Regions from separate parts of the Homo sapiens genome. Here region 2 is linked to region 1. A link is an interaction called in ENCODE POLR2A ChIA-PET data of the cell type or tissue named here. Cell type or tissue: PC-9. All regions are shown on one strand.

Region 1 (8,000 bases):
TGACCTCGTGATCCACCCACCTTGGCCTCCCAAAGTGCTGGGATTACAGGCATGAGCCACCGCGCCCGGCCAGCTGTTTTGCTTTCTTATCGCTTGTGTGTTCACTGGAGTAGTGCTTTCAGTTTCCTTCAAGTCCTTTTCCTTTGCATTCACAACTTGGCTAACAATTAGGTGCAAGAGGCCTTCCTTTCAGCCTGTCTCAGCTTTCAACATGCCTTCTTCACCAAGTGTAATGATTTCTAGCTTTTGATTTAAAGTGAGAGAAGTGCAACTCTTCCTTGAACACTTAGGAAGCCATTGTAGGGTTATTAACTGACTAATTTCAATATTTTTGTATTTCTCTAGGAATAGGGAGGTTACAGGAGAGGGAGAGAGGGTAACAGCTCATTGGTGGAGCAGTCAGAATATACACAACATTTATTGATTAAGGTCACTGTCTTACATGGGCACAGTTCGTGGTGCCCCAAAACGATTACTGATGCATGATGAAAAGGTTTGAAATATTATGAGAATTACCAAAATATGACACAGAGACACAAAGTGAGTATACACTACTGGAAACACAGTGCTGATAGACTTGCTCAAGACAGGTTGCCATAAACCTTTAATGCATAAAAAACACAGTATCATGGAAGCACAATAAAATGAGGTGGGCCGCAGATTACCATGACTAATACTAACTATTGGTCCTATTACTACTATTGTTGCTACTGCTACTATGAACTATTTTTAAAATATGATCACCTCAAGGCTTCCAAGCTCTGGTGTCTTTGGCATAGAACCAACCCTCACAGTCCAGCCTCCAACATTCTGCAAAGCTGTGGCCTGTCTGCATCCATGCAGGAGACACCCTGACGTGATTTCTGTCACACATGGCTTGACAGGCAAGCTCATCCCACAGCGAGTGGCCAACCACGGGCCACAGCTATTCCCCACACCCATTCTCTAATACCACCACCCCGCCCAGCTATCTTTGGAAATGTCACATTAGACACTCCAGCCCATGGCCTCACCTCAAAGAAACCCAACTCCCAGAATAACTCCAAAAGGCTCCCCAGGTGAGAACAACTTTATTATCCTGGAGCTGCTGGTGCAAAGGGACTTCCAGGGGCCTCCCATCCTGCCCCCAGGACCTCAGTCCTATCCGTCAAAGGAAGCCCCAGTGGGGAAATGGGGCTGGATTCCCTTCTGCCCCAAACCTCCTCAATAGGCAGCCCTATGTCACTGGCCCCTTTGTGGGCAAGACCACAGGACATTAGGGAACGACTTTGGGCAAGGTCTTGGGGGCTCAGGTTCTGATCCCAGCTCTGCTGTGATCTCTCCATGTGACCTTACGCAAGTACTTAAGCTCTCTGAGCTTTGGTTTTTCTTTCTGAAAAAACAGGAGACAACTAGCTCCTAAGTCATGGATTATTGCGAGGATTAAATAAATTATCCCATGTAAAGTGAAAAAAGCACAGTTCCAGGCATGTAGTAGGTGTTCAATAAATGTTGGCTATCATCACCATCCTCACCATCACCATCACCACCACCACCATTACCTTCATCATCACCATCCTCACCATCACCATCACCACCATTACCATCATCATCACCATCCTCACCATCACCACCACCACCATTACCATCATCATCACCATCCTCACCATCACCACCACCACCATTACCATCATCATCACCATCACCATCATCATCATCACCATAAAAAATCATCAGCTCTGCTGTAGTTGTTATTGCTACCAATCCCTGCTATGGACTAAGGTATATCCCCTCAAAATTCTTATGTAGAAGCTTTAATCCCCAATGTGACTATATTTGAAGAGAGGATCTGCAAGAGGTAATTAGGGTTACATGAGTTTATAAAAGTGGCATCATAATCTGAAAGAACTGGTGGTCTTATAAGAAAGAACTGGTGGCTCTTCTTATAAGGCTCACACCTGTAATCCCAACACTTTGGGAGGCTGAGGTGGGACGATCGCTTGAGGCCATGAGTTAAGGACTAGCCTGGGCAACATAGCAAGACCCCATCTCTAAAAATGAAAATAGCTGTGTGTGGTGGTACAAGCTGGTAGTCCTAGCTATTCAGGAGGCTGAAGTGGGAGTATTGTTTGAGTCCAGGAGGTCAGGGCTGTAGTGAGCTATGATTATGCCACTGTACTCCAGCCTGGGTGACAGAGACCTTGTCTCAAAATAGCAAAACAAAACAAAAAGGAAGTCTCTCAGTGTGCACTCACATGAAAGGCCATGTGACATGTGAGGACAAAGTGACCATCTATATGCCTGAAAGAGGAGGACCCTTCACCAGAAATCAGACATGCCAGAACCTTGATTTTGGACTCTGTTGTGTAAGCTACTCAGTTTGTAGTATTTTGTTATGGCACCTTGAACACTAATACAATCATCACCATCATCATTATCATCATCATCAGTATCATCATCATCATCGTCATCATCACCATCATCATGAACATCGCCATTGCCATCATCACCACTATCATCACCACCCCCATCATCACAACTCCCATTATCACCAGCCCCATTATCACCAGCCCCATTATCATCACCACCACCATCACCACCACCATCACCATCACCATCACCACCACCACCATCACAACCACCACCACCATCACCACCACCTCCATCACCACCACCACCTCCTTCTCCATCTCCACTGCCACCACCTGTTTCACCTTCACCATCACCACCATAACTTCTACCATCACCACCACCTCCACCATTACCACCTCTACCACCATTATTACCACCACCTCTACCACCACATCCACCACCATCACCATCATCATTGTGTCCACCAACATTACAACCATTTCCACTGTCACCACCTCCACCGCCACCATCACAACCACCTCCTTCTCCACATCCACCATCGCCTCCACCACCACCACTTCCTTCACCATCATCTCACCACCACCTCCACCTTCACTATCACCTCTACCACCACCACCATTAACACCATTACCACAATGATCACCATGACCACCTCTTCCACCATTACCACCTACACCACCACCACTATCACAACCACCATCTCCACCTCCACCTCTTCTCCACCCCTACTACCAAGACCTCTACCATCACCACCACCTTCATCATCACCTCCACCATCACCACCTCCACAACCGCCACCATTACTATCTCCACCTCCACTACCACTGTCTCCCTCCCCTTCATCATCACTACCTCCACCTCCACCACCACAACCAGCACTCTATTGAATTAGATGTTTTAGTGATTACAATAAGGCACATAAAAAAATAAATGAAGCGAAGAACATAGAAAGGAAGTGATAAATCTTCTTTTCTGTGGATGCTTCGATCATCTACCTAGAGTTCATTCTTGAATGAGCACTGGACAGAGTCAGGTGACCTGGACTAGAGACTGGCCTTGGCCATGACCTTTCTGGACAACTTGAGTCTCAGTTTCCCATCCATAGCTTGAGTGGAGGGACTAGAACAACTGTTTGCAAACTATGCTTCACTGAGCCTGAGGCCCCTATGGGGGCAAAGGGAAGTGAGCCTATCCCATCCCTTTCAAGGGTGTAGCTCTACTTTCATTTGACTTACATGTTAGGATTCCTTTATGTGAACAAAGGGTTCTGTGCCTCAAAAAAGTTGAAAATCACTGGATACACAACCAATGCAAGTATAGACTACAGATAGAAACAGGTAATTCACTGGAGAGAAGCCGGAGAAGCCAGAGCTCCATAAGAGACAGGCCCCTGGCTGGGTGCAGTGGCTCACACCTGTAATCCCAGCACTTTGGGAGGCCAAGGCAGGAGGATCACTTGAGCTAAGGAGTTTGAGACCAGTCTGGGTAACATAGCAAGACTCCATCTCTATAAAAAGAAAAAAATATTAGCCAAGCATGATGGCATGCATTTGTGGTCCCAGCTACTCTGAGGGAGGCTGAGATGAGAGGATCACTTGGGCCTAGGAGATTGAGGCTGCAGTAAGCTATGACTGCACCACTGCACTCCAACCTGGGGTGACAGAGCAAGGCCCTATCTCAAACAAACAAACAAAAAGAGTCAAAGCCCTGAGCCTCTCACTGGACAAGATGACTGTTTCTTCAACCCCACTACACTATTGCACACATAGATTATTTCCTTTTTTTTCACTTATTCTTTTTTTTTTCTAAGATGGAGTCTCGCTCTGTTGCCCAGGTTGGAGTGCAGTGGTGTGATCTCAGTTCACTGCAGCCTCCACCTCCCAGGTTCAAGAGATTCTTCTCCCTCAGCCTCCCAAGTAGCCGGGATTACAGGGTCCTGCCACCACACCTGGCTATTTCTTGTATTTTTAGTAGAAATGGGGTTTCACCATGTTGGCCAGGCTGGTCTCGAGCTCCTGACCTCAAGTGATCCTCTCATCTTGGCCTCCCAGAGTGCTGGGATAACAGGAGAGAGCCACTGCACCCAGCCTAGCCCTCTCTTTTCACTTATTCTAAACAACACTAGCATGAACAACCTTGTGTGCCCATCTTAGCATCCAAACACAAGTATTTCTGCAGGCAAGTTCCAGAAAAGAATTTCTGGGTCAAAGGGCAGCACATTTACAACACTAGGTGGATGCAGCCATGTGACTCTCCAAGAAAGACATTTATCTCCATCACAGTCTGCTCCAAACCAGACAGCACAAAGAATCAGATCTGGACAAGGACGAGATGTTCTTATCTTATGAGAGGTCATGGGAAGAATTCAAGAGTGTTTCTAACTGGCTCCTCAATAGCTGGCCCAGTCCTCCAGCCAGAGCTCTGCTGCAGGCCAGAATGTGGGGAAACCGGCCTTTGGCCACCCTGCGTGACTTAGGTTATATAGCAGAAAGAACTTCCAGAGAGTGAGGGGTTGTGAGATCATGGAGAAAGGACCAAAGGAACTAGGTTTCTCCCAGGAGTCTCTTAAAATAGGGGATGGGCAGAGGAGTTGATCTCTCTGGGATGGATTAAAGTGAGGAAAGAGTCCAGTTTCTCCTGAGACCTTGTGCAAGAATTGAGTGAATTTTTTTTTTTTTTTTAAGATAGGGTCAAACTCTGTCGCCAGGCTGAAGTGCAGTGGCACAACCACAGCTCACTGCAGCCTCAACTTCCCAGGCTCAAGTGATTCTCCCACCTCAGCCTCCTGACTAGCTGGGACTACAGGCATGCGCTACCATGCCCGGCTAATTTTTGTATTTTTTGTAGAGACGGGGTCTTGTCATGTTGCCCAGGGTGGGCTCAAACTCCTGGGCTCAAGCGATCTGCCTGCCTCAGCCTCTCAAAGTGCTGGGATTACAGGCGTGAGCCACCATGCCTGGCCCAGTTCTTTTTATTTAGGGAAAAATGCCATCCTGTATCTCCTTTTCCTCCAGCGCTAACCATAATACTGCCCTGGAACACAGGGTTTGGGACTCACCAGCTCCAGCACAAGCCTCATTCTTCCCTTCCTCTGTCCAGCTGTGGTCCAGAAAGGGCAAGCAACCTGCCCCAGGCGGCACAGCCAGGGAGGGGGCAGGGCCGGACCTCCACCCTGGGGCTCCCAACCGAGGCCCAGGACCTGCCCAAGGACCCCGCCCACCCCCCACCTCCATGTCGGATTCTGGAGAGCCCCAGGGCTGCGGGCCTGACTCCAGATTCCGTGGACACTCAGCACCTCCCGCATGCAGCGCCTGGAGCAGGAGTAAGAGTCTGAGTCCAGCAGGCCTGGCGTGGTCATGCACTAGCCACGAGCCCCCGGTCAGGCCACTTCAGCCGCCGTGGGCTTCCCGCGCTGTAAGATGGGGATAAACAGCAGCCCGCTGGGTCATCCTTCGCGGGGCTAGGATGCTATGCGCCCCACCAGCTTGGGTTCTCCTCCCGCGCTGGGTGCGCGCATGCGCCGTTTGTGAGCAGACAAGAAGGGCTCAGACCAGCGGAGGCGTTTGTGGTCAAATCCTCCGGGCTGCTGCCGACTGAGCTGTGGGGCTACTCAGATGTTGGATACATTAGCCTTGGGCCCCATCCCCCATTCATTCATTCATGCATACATGCATGCATTCATTCATTCATGGGATTGCAGGCACAGTGGAGCACTGGTTAGTGCTACAGGGTCCAACAACCCCAAAAGGTTCAAAGCTGGGCGCAGGCACTTTCTGGCTGTATGACCTTGGGCAAGTCACTTCACCTCTCTGAGCTTCTGCACCTTCCTGTGTAGAAGGTGGATAACAGCGGTGTTTCCCGCAGCTTTGTGAGGACCCGATGTATAGAAAGTGCTTAGTACCATGCCTGGTACACAGTGGTGCTCAAGAAGTGATAGAAATCCTAATGGTGAGATTTAAACACTGAGGAAGGACAGAGGTGGGAGGTATGGGGGTCGAGGGGGTTTCCCTGAGCTCCTCATATCACAGCCACCCCCCGGGGGCAGGAGCAGAGGAGATATCCAATGCCTTTGATGCCATGCATCCCCTCTGCTCCTCATTCGAGGGCCCAGCCTTGAAAAGGGCATAGCACTCCCTTCTCAACATTTATTGAGCACCTACTGGGTGCCTAGCTCCACACTGGACTCTAAGCACCAGGGCTCGGAGGAGGAGCCACCCAATCTCACAAATCAGAACTGCCCGAGGGAGGCAGCGTGCTCTTTAGAGCTTCCTGAGGGCAAGGGCAGCAGGGATCATTGGAACCACCCTTATTCCATCCTGGGCCCTGGGCCATGCACCCCACCAGCGTTTTCTCCTCGGGACCCCAACAGGGCAGGACCTGTGGGTTCGCAGGTGAAGCCCTGAGGCTCCAAAAGGAGGCCGAAGCTGCTCCACATCACAGCCTGGATGTGGAATTTGAAGGCTGGGATTTGAACCCAAGTCTTCTGGGAGGTGAGTCAGACGCCTTGCGCTCTTCCCCCACTGTGCCTGGAGAACGTTGCTACCTAGGGTCCATGCTGACAAGTTTATATAGATGGGAACATAACAGAGAGAAGGCGGAAGTTCCAGGTCACCCAGTCATTAGCCCAGCTGGGTCCCCCTTCTCCTTCCACCCAGAAATAGCCCTGGCGCCTGCCCCAGACCAGCCCTAGCCTCTGGGCTCCCCGACGCTTGTCACCAGTTACATCTCCAGCCACACTGGCCCAGACAACATCTAAGCCCTGGTTGTGGTCGCCGCACCCCAGAGGAAGACAGGGAACAGCTGAGGCATGACCCCTCACCTCACTGGGTGCACAGCCCCCGCAGAGGCATGCATGGATTGGAGGGCCTTTTTGCCACCCAGAGGGTAAAGGGAACCTGTCTCTTCTCCAGCCACATCCTTCGCCCCTCCCTGGGGTTTGCAGGTCTTCCCTGGCTCCTGGCCCTGCTCTGGCCTCTCCAACACTTCCACTGCCCTGCCCCCTATGAAAAGATGTTAAGACTGTAAAGTTTCAAGCATCTGAGAATACTGATCTTATGATTCTGAAGCCTCTAAACTAGACCTGGAAAGAAAAGGTGACTCTAGAACAGCTGGATGTTTAGAGATAGAAGTTTCCCCCTTTCCCCTTCTGCGGGCATTGCACTTCACAGTTCACAGCTAACCACAGCTTACATTCCCACAGGCAGCCCATTCCAAGCACTTTAATAAATGAACTCAACTCTCACCCACACTCCAAGGTAGGTACCACCATTATTGCCATTTCACAGATCAGGAAACGCAGGCCTACAGGAGTTAAGTGATTTATCCAGGGGAGATAGTAGAACTAGGATTCCAGCCCAGGTCATCTGAAACCTGCACCCCTAACCACCATACACACTTCTGGGAACATTTGTAAAGTGCATCCATATTTCTTAGCCTCACTGTATTCTGGGGGAAGAGGAGAGGCAGGGCAGGGGCTGTGGCCCCAGTGCCCTTCTACCTCCCTCTGCCCTTTGCTGTCTGTAATCTTTGACCCCTATGACCCCTGAAGGGGGAAGAAGAAGGATGCAGTCCCCATCCCTCCTCTTCCCCCTCCAGCTCTGCCAGTTGGGCCTGACTGCCCATACTCTAAGGGAGAGGCTGCAGGTGGT
Region 2 (8,000 bases), 140 kb after region 1:
TAGGACAAATAATTTTAAGTAGAAGGCCAGCAAAAAGATCCAGGGGCTTCCTATCCCTAATACTTTTTTAAACAACTACATTTATGGTTTATGGTACCCTCAAAAAACTACCAGAAATAACACACACACGTATACACACAAATGCAATTACAAAATAATTCATTTTTTGTGACCACTTATCGTGAATACAATATAAACCAAAGTCTACAGTTTTTCAGACTTTAGTATGTATAAATGAACTCCTAAGCGATTAGATCATTTTAACAGTTGTAGTGGTGCACAATTCACCCTATCTTAACTTACTCGGTCCTTGTCAAATTCTCAAGTCAAACGAATTCTCAAATACATTAAATCCTTGGGGCTCCAGGAGTCACTCAAATGCCCTAAGGCCTGCCCTATGATTTCTCTGGTGCTGGGCAGGGCACACCTAGAGGTCCACTGCAGACAAACCTCCACCTTCACCTCCTCCTTCAGGGAGAACATAAGGCTATTTAATGACAATAGCGCATTAAAGGATGAGAAACTCAAAAAGAGAAAGATAGTGAAGGAAAACAGCTTTTTCAATGGCTACCTTAACTTTAAATCCCCTTGACAGAAATTATGGTTCTTGCCATATCTATCTTCATTGTTAAATGAAAGCATGCTTCCATTGGGATGTTACTTCATTGACTCTAAAGTCAAACTTGCTAACCAGGCCAGGCACAGTGGCTCACGCCTATAATCCCAGCACTTTGGGAGGCTGAGGCGAGAGGATCACTTGAGCCCAAGAGTTGGAAACCAGCCTGAGCAACACAGTGAGACCCCGTCTCTACAAAAATATTAAAACATTAGCCAGGCATAGTGGCGTATGCCTGTAATCCCAGCTACTCGAGAGGCTGAGGTGGGAGGATCACTTGAGCCTGGGAGGGCGACGCTGCATTGAGCCTCAATCACACCACTGCACTCCAGCCTGGGTGACAGAGCAAGACCCTGTCTCAAACACTCATACAGACACACACACACGCACACACAAACTTGCTAACCAGAGCTATAAAATACAGCCATAAGAAACCCATGCTGCCAATAGTTTTAATTTATTCAAGAAATCAATTAAGTTAATTTGTGATGAGTACCAAAATGTTGTGTTATCCTGCTTTTTATCAGAACATATGCTTTAAATAATCAAAACCCCAAAATTTGCTTTACAAATAAAGCATGTTTCAATAAAGGAATGTGTATGTATATCTGTGTGTGTAAATTTACACATATAAACATCTTGCTAACATATTTATTTACAATAAAAATTACGAAGTTAGTTTATAATAACATAATAAGAATTTTTTTTTTTTATTTGAGATGGAGTCTCTCTTTGTTGCCCAGGCTGGAGTGCAGTGGTGCGATCTCAGTTCACTGCAAGCTCTGTCTCCGAGTTCATGCCATTTTCCTGCCCTCAGCCTCCTGAGTAGCTGGGACTACAGGCGCCCGCCACCACGCCCGGCTAATTTTTTGTATTTTTAGTAGAGATGGGGTTTCACCATGTTAGCCAGGATGGTCTCGACATCCTGACCTCGTGATCCACCCGCCTCAGCCTCCTAAAGTGCTGGGATTACAGGCATGAGCCACCGCACCCGGCAAATATTTACAATTAGTAGTCCTAGGCCATAGAAAACATCTTTATTCCTTTCATCTTCTAGGAAAATGGAAAGACTGACAATATCACAAGTGTATCATGCAAAGTTGAAATTCAATTACTCAATTAACATTTATTGAACAGCTACTATGCACCAGGCAATATGCTAGGAAATGGAGGCACCAAAAAATGTAAGATATCCTCTACCTTTAAGGAACATGGAATATAGCAGTATTATAAGGTGTTCACTTTCACAAACTGTAAAATAATTCTGTACTCAATCTCTAGTCATTTAATCCCAGATGTAATTAGTATTAGCATAGAAATCACTAACACTAGTGACACCCACAAATTACACTTTCACCTACCTTTATAACTCCATAACCAAACTATATTTACATTTTACTCTAACATATTGTATAAATGCATAACCTATTATCATCACTTTCCATAATCAGGGCCATCTCATCTACCCATCTTACACTACTCTTCCCTAATTACACCAGTTCTGAGTCAGCCCAGTACTATTAGGCACACCCTCAGGCAGGATCTCACTCCCAGTGTCCCACAAACACTGACTCTCCAACGCCTGTCTCCTGAATTCCCACAGAGCTCACAGTCTATACTGCAGAATTCACCATCAAAGAGTCATGTGCTTGAGGGCTGGAGGAGGCTTGTAATGTATTTTTTAAACTTTTACATAATTTAAAAGTAAATCAAAACATTAAGCTTGCCATAAGACTTTGTGAATACGAATTTTTTAAATGATACCAGAAAAATCAAGTCCCTAATATATTTTGCATCATAAAATGTTTGAATGAAAAGAGTTCTTTGAAACCAGTAGTTCAAACCCTTCACAGAGGCACTAACAGAATGGAGAGGTCAATAATTTCCCACTGTTTGATGAAAAAAGTGACTTTTTGATAAGTTTATAAAAGAATAGAAAAATAGACAGGACGAGTGCCCAGCTCTGGCCATTATAAGATGCCCCAATTTACAATCACTACCATGCCCTGATCAACTTTCCAAAGGTCACAGAAACCAAGCCACTTCGCCAAAACCTAAGACCCTTTCAAGCTGTGAAGTTCCCAAATGGAAAAGAAAAAAAAAAGATCAGAAAGTATTTTGAAAAAAATTTAGCAGAGTCACTGTTTTGGAGTGACAGGAAGAACCTTTCTAAAGCAGGCATGGTTTCTTCCTGATTCCAGGTATCAGGACTAGCCTCCTTACGTGGGGTCTGCCTGACTTCACATGCCTCTGCTCAACTTTCCCCTTGAAACCTTGCTGTAATGACTGAATGCAAACATTTCAAAGAGACAATCTGTTTATCAGTAAGGAACCTCCTCTTTAAAAATATTAACATTGTACACCTCTAAAAGGGTTAAAGAACATGAGTGAAATGACATGAATAAAGCCTGTAGTCATCCCAACCCTGAATAACAGCGGTAGTCTAGCAGGGAAATGAATTTGAACCATGTGCTTTGCTACCATGATTTAAAGAAAGTGAGCTTAACCAGGGAAGTAGAAGCTTCAAATTAAGAGAGAGATGAAGGAGGATGAAGAACAAGGAGGGCCAGCACAGACCTGGAGGGCTGCAGTGGCATGAGACCCCTGGACGCCACACAGCCTGCACAGGGAGGCTCCTGGGGCATGGGGCATGAGTCCTTACTTCTCTTTCACATGACTACCAGCTCCCAAGATCCAGAATTCCACTATCACCATAAACAATTTCAAAAACTGCTGTGAATTAAACAGATTCCTTCAGTCTAGGCTGGGAACGTACCCACCACTTACAATGCTGAATCAACACAATAGATAGAAATTACTACTAGTAGATCTGAGTTCCAAATAACTGAGTTAGACTCTGGAACACAACCCAGTCTTGAGTTGGGGACCAAATGTACACACTGCCTGCCTCCAAAACAGAAATTTCATCTGGGCTCTTGCTCATTCACTTTCAGAGAAACACACAGTTCATAACCATCCTTTGAAGGTATGATATGTTATTTGTTCTACTTGATAAAAGTAATTCAGTCCACTGCACTCAAGACACTGTCATAATGCATAAAAAGATCAAACTAGCAGTCTTAGGGAGAAAAAAGAAGACTTCCAACTTATCTTTTCCTACAGTAGCACTGTAAAGCAACAGTGGCCCACAGAAGAGAGAGCCTAAAGGACAGTTACTCTATTTCTAAAACAGACAACGTGCATCTTATTAAATATCACCCCCAAAGAACTGTGGCCAGCCCTCATTGGCTCCAGCCTCTCTCTTGCTTGCCAAGAAAAACTAGGATGACATTGTTAAGCTAAAGATACTACTAACCACAAAATTAATTCACCATCTAGCTTCCAAAGTGACTAGTTTCCTAATAAATCCCTCTGCTTAACAGAGATGACAGCGCACTTTCACGTGTGTTCCTCAGTCCCCACTCCAGCCACATTTGAGTTTTTATGTTAATAAATCAGTCAATTCTTTAAGTTCCTAAGAATGAAAGGAATTAGAATCTTTAACTAGGAAAGAATGCTTGACCATTACGAAAAGGAATTTAAGTATCTTTCCTGTGAAGTAAGCAAATAATGGTGATTAAACATTTGTCATAAGGAAGGGATGCTTGTGAATTTTGTCATGCACCCCTATGATATCAAAAGTAGAAAATACAGCCTGACGGCTTCACTCTCCTAACACTTCCTTTCCCATGTGTGTCTACTATGGTCTCTCATGAAAAATCTACAGCTTTGTTCATCCAGAATGAAGGCCTCAGCAGTTGTTGAGACATGGGGACCCACACCCAGTTCCACAATGGAGCAAGAAAGTCTCTTACACCAAACCACCATGTGACCAGACTTGCAGTCTGTCTTGGTTTCCCAAAGACAGAACAACCACATTGTGAAACAATAATCAACCTTTGCTAATCCTAAGTGGTTTTCATTATGTCTGTTACAATCTATATATTAATAGTTCAGTACTGGGCCTGTGTTGTTCCTGTCTAAACTTGGTGTTTTCAAATACAGACGGCCTACTAATGCCAATTTTTCTGGCAAGATGCAATGCAAGGGCACCTTTGCAATAATAATCGGTCTTCCAAATACAAGACAAATCTTTAAAACCACTGCTTACTAGTGCTCAGATTATAAGACTGAGGAAATTTAAAAGGATCAATAAAATACTGTCAAGGAGCTTTACATTAAAAATAGAAATCAAGTTTACCAAAGGTTTATCCAAGAGATATCATGTATTTTCAAGTTTCCTAAAAATGCATCTAAAAATCCTCCTAAAAACCTGGACCAAACTTCACAGTTTAATACATGCACAACCTGAATATGTGGGAAAAAGCAACAACAACAACAACATAGGTACATGCTACCAACTGTGGTGATTAACTGAAGAAAACTCCGTGAATAGGCTTGGTTTGCAGATCTGGCAAAAGAGCATGACGAAAGGCTAAGCAAATGGAACTGCTGCACTGGGTCAAAGACTACAAAGGGAAAGCCATGTCAGGTTCACATTGTTAAATAAAAAATCCACACTATACTATAAATTCACACAACTAACTATAAAAATTAATTCATACCACACAAAGGAAGGGGCAGTTAAGTTCCTGATCTTGGGTAAATCTGTCAAGCTCCTGCCACCAAAGTCTCCTCATCTGTAAAATGAGGAATAGACCAGCCCACAGTGCTTCCTGTTCTGGCTGTGATTCAGAGTCACCAGGGAACTCACACCCAGGCAGCTGGATTCATATAGGTCCACAGATGATCATCACAAGGCAGTCAAGAATGAGGACCTCTGTACCTGAGCAATAATCTCCCAAATCTCCCAAAATAATATATCCTTTAAAAGATGGTGAGATACTGGTGCCAAATATAATCCATTATTCATAAATTTTTAAGAAGAAATGTAGATCATTGCCTGACCAAAGGGGAAAAAATATAACTGCCTTCCACATACAATGTATAGGCCTTCCTACTCCCATTTATAGTCTCTCTCACTCTGACCTTTGCATTATATTAATTACTCATTACTGCAGCAAACGGGAGGAACTGTATTTTTGTTATTAATGTAAGATCCAAATGACAGGCCTAATTTAACATACCATAAAACTATAGAGGCTCTTTTCCCACACAGGATGTTACACTTTATCACACTGTAACCAGAAGAGTTATCTCAAGCACTGCAGTGCAATCTCCTTCAAATCCTAAAAAAATCCATCTTTTGCCAGGAACTTTCCTTAAAATGGACAGACAGACACACAGACAGAGAGACTGAATACACAGACCTGAATAGAGAAGACTGTCTGAATAGACATTTCCAATTCAGACAGATGCAAAAACACTGGAGGTGTTTTTAAGACCGCCTTCCCATCCTAAAATTAGACATTTTTTGCCCTCTTCAGTGACTCAACTTTGATTCAAAGTCTAAAATCCTCAGGTGGGAGTAGGAATCCATACCCTTAATAGCTTAATGTCAGATGTAAAATGTATTAAACTTACTCTATTTGCTTCTCTGCAGTTCCATTCATTAACAGACATTTAAGAGAGAAGAGAGGGAACAGGAATGTATTCAGTACCTACTCTGTATTAGGCACTTCATATAATTTTCCTTGCTTAATCTTGCCAATGACCCTGCAAGGTAAGCCTTTTGCATCTCCACACTACAGAGGAGGAAAGTGAAGCTCAGGGAGGTGAGGGAGCTGGCAAAGTCACAGCTAGCAAGAAGCGGAGCCAAGAGTGAAGCCCAGCTCTATCTGGCCCTAAAGGCCTGCACCCTCACGGCCTCAGTTCCCCTAAATACAAAACTCTCTTAGAACGAGAACTACAGAAGGTACCCATAGCTCACTGTCCCTAACTAGACAAAAAAGTTGACATTTTTCTTTCTCTTCTGTACTACCTTGCCACAATCCAAGCTTTAACGAACACACAAAGAAAAGGTATCCCGAAATGGCCAACTGGTTTCTCCTAATTCTCAGAAAGGTGCTAAGTGAATTTATTTATTTATTTATTTATTTTTTTGAGACGGATTCTTTCTCTGCCGCCCAGGCTGGAGTGCAACTCTGTCGCCCAGGCTGGAGTGTGATGGCGCAGTCTAGGCTCCCTGCAGCCTCTGCCTCCCAGGTTTCAAGCAATTCCCCTGCTTCAGCCTCCTGAGTAGCTGGGACTACAGGCGCGTGCCACCACACCCGGCTAATTTTTGTATTTTTAGCAGAGACAGGTTGGCCGTGTTGGCCAGGCTGGTCTCAAACCCCTGACCTCGTGATCTGCCCGCCTCAGCTTCCCAAAGTGCTGGGATTACAGGTGTGAGCCACCACGCCCGGCATGAAATATTTTTAATTAAAGTATTTTAAAAATAAACATAATCTGGGAGGCCGAGGCGGGCGGATTATGAGGTCAGGAGATCGAGATCATCCTGGCTAACACAGTGAAATCCCATCTCTACTAAAAAATACCAAAAAATTAGCCGGGTGTAGTGGCGGGCGCCTGTAGTCCCAGCTACTTGGGAGGCTGAGGCGGGAGAACGGCGTGAACCTGGGAGGCAGAGCTTGCAGTGAGCTGAGATCGTGCCACTGCACTCCAGCACTCTAGCCTGGGCGACAGAGTGAGACTCTGTCTCAAAAAAAAAAAAAATGAACATAAGAACACAAAATATAACTAAAGAATACTAATTTGAGTCAGACACCCCAAGAGAGGAGAGCATGAACAAAAGAATGAAGAGGCTGGGCATGGTGCATCACGCCTATAATCCTAGCACTTTCGGAGGCTAAGGTAGGAGACTTGCTTGAGCCCAGGAGTTCAAGACCAGCCTATACAACATAGTGAGACCCCATCTCTACAAAACATTAAAAAAAAAAAAAAAGAATGAAAAGAAAGTACACACCCTTAAAATCCAATTTACAACCATTCTCATGAGTGTGACAGGGGTAGTTCCAGTACTAACTGACCAAATACTATCAGGGTCGGCCTGTATGCATTTGGTGTGACTAAATCGTGTTCGCTGGCCATCTACCCTACTGAGGAGACTGTGCGCCAGTCATTACTGTTCATCGGGGGAAAGAACCTGGACGAGAATGTTCTGCCATTGGGGAAATGTTTTAAACACTCAGTTTTACATTTGAGCACTTTTTGGTAAGAGCTGGACTTGGATGCCAGAAGGGCAAAAGGGAGTTACCCCATTCATGTTATTTTAACATAGGCAATAAAGACATTCATGATAATCAGAGAAACCCACTGACCTCAGGATCTTTCCAGTTAACTTCAATAAACAATCATTCATTCAGCGAATATCCAGTAGGCACTAATGACCAAGCCATGAACAAGAGAATCTCAGTCTGCCTTCCATGTGAATTGCTCTATTGCATTCTGCCTTGTATGGAAAGGCACCTTTCAGACTATTAGC

The links. Peaks named below come from ENCODE experiments on the same cell type or tissue, not always from the same donor. Only the 100,000 strongest peaks of a DNase experiment are listed, where the experiment ranks them.
Region 2: POLR2A ChIA-PET joins it to region 1 with 13 read pairs; 4 of 35 experiments call an interaction of 5 or more read pairs at or near these places.

Annotation. Positions count from the first base shown.
Region 1 is chr12:108,576,031-108,584,030 of GRCh38, forward strand. No RefSeq gene overlaps it. Among named protein-coding and RNA genes, the nearest start is that of ISCU, 17 kb to the left of the region's middle. RefSeq lists a silencer at 6,290-6,467. In PC-9, no CTCF peak of the experiment used is centred here; no DNase peak of the experiment used is centred here; H3K27me3 peaks cover 1,387 bases.
Region 2 is chr12:108,719,210-108,727,209 of GRCh38, forward strand. The region is part of intron 1 of CORO1C (coronin 1C); the gene reads right to left. Among named protein-coding and RNA genes, the nearest start is that of CORO1C, 8.3 kb to the right of the region's middle. In PC-9, no CTCF peak of the experiment used is centred here; DNase peaks (open chromatin) are centred at 2,162, 4,162 and 5,302; H3K4me3 peaks cover 1,328 bases; H3K27ac peaks cover 5,294 bases.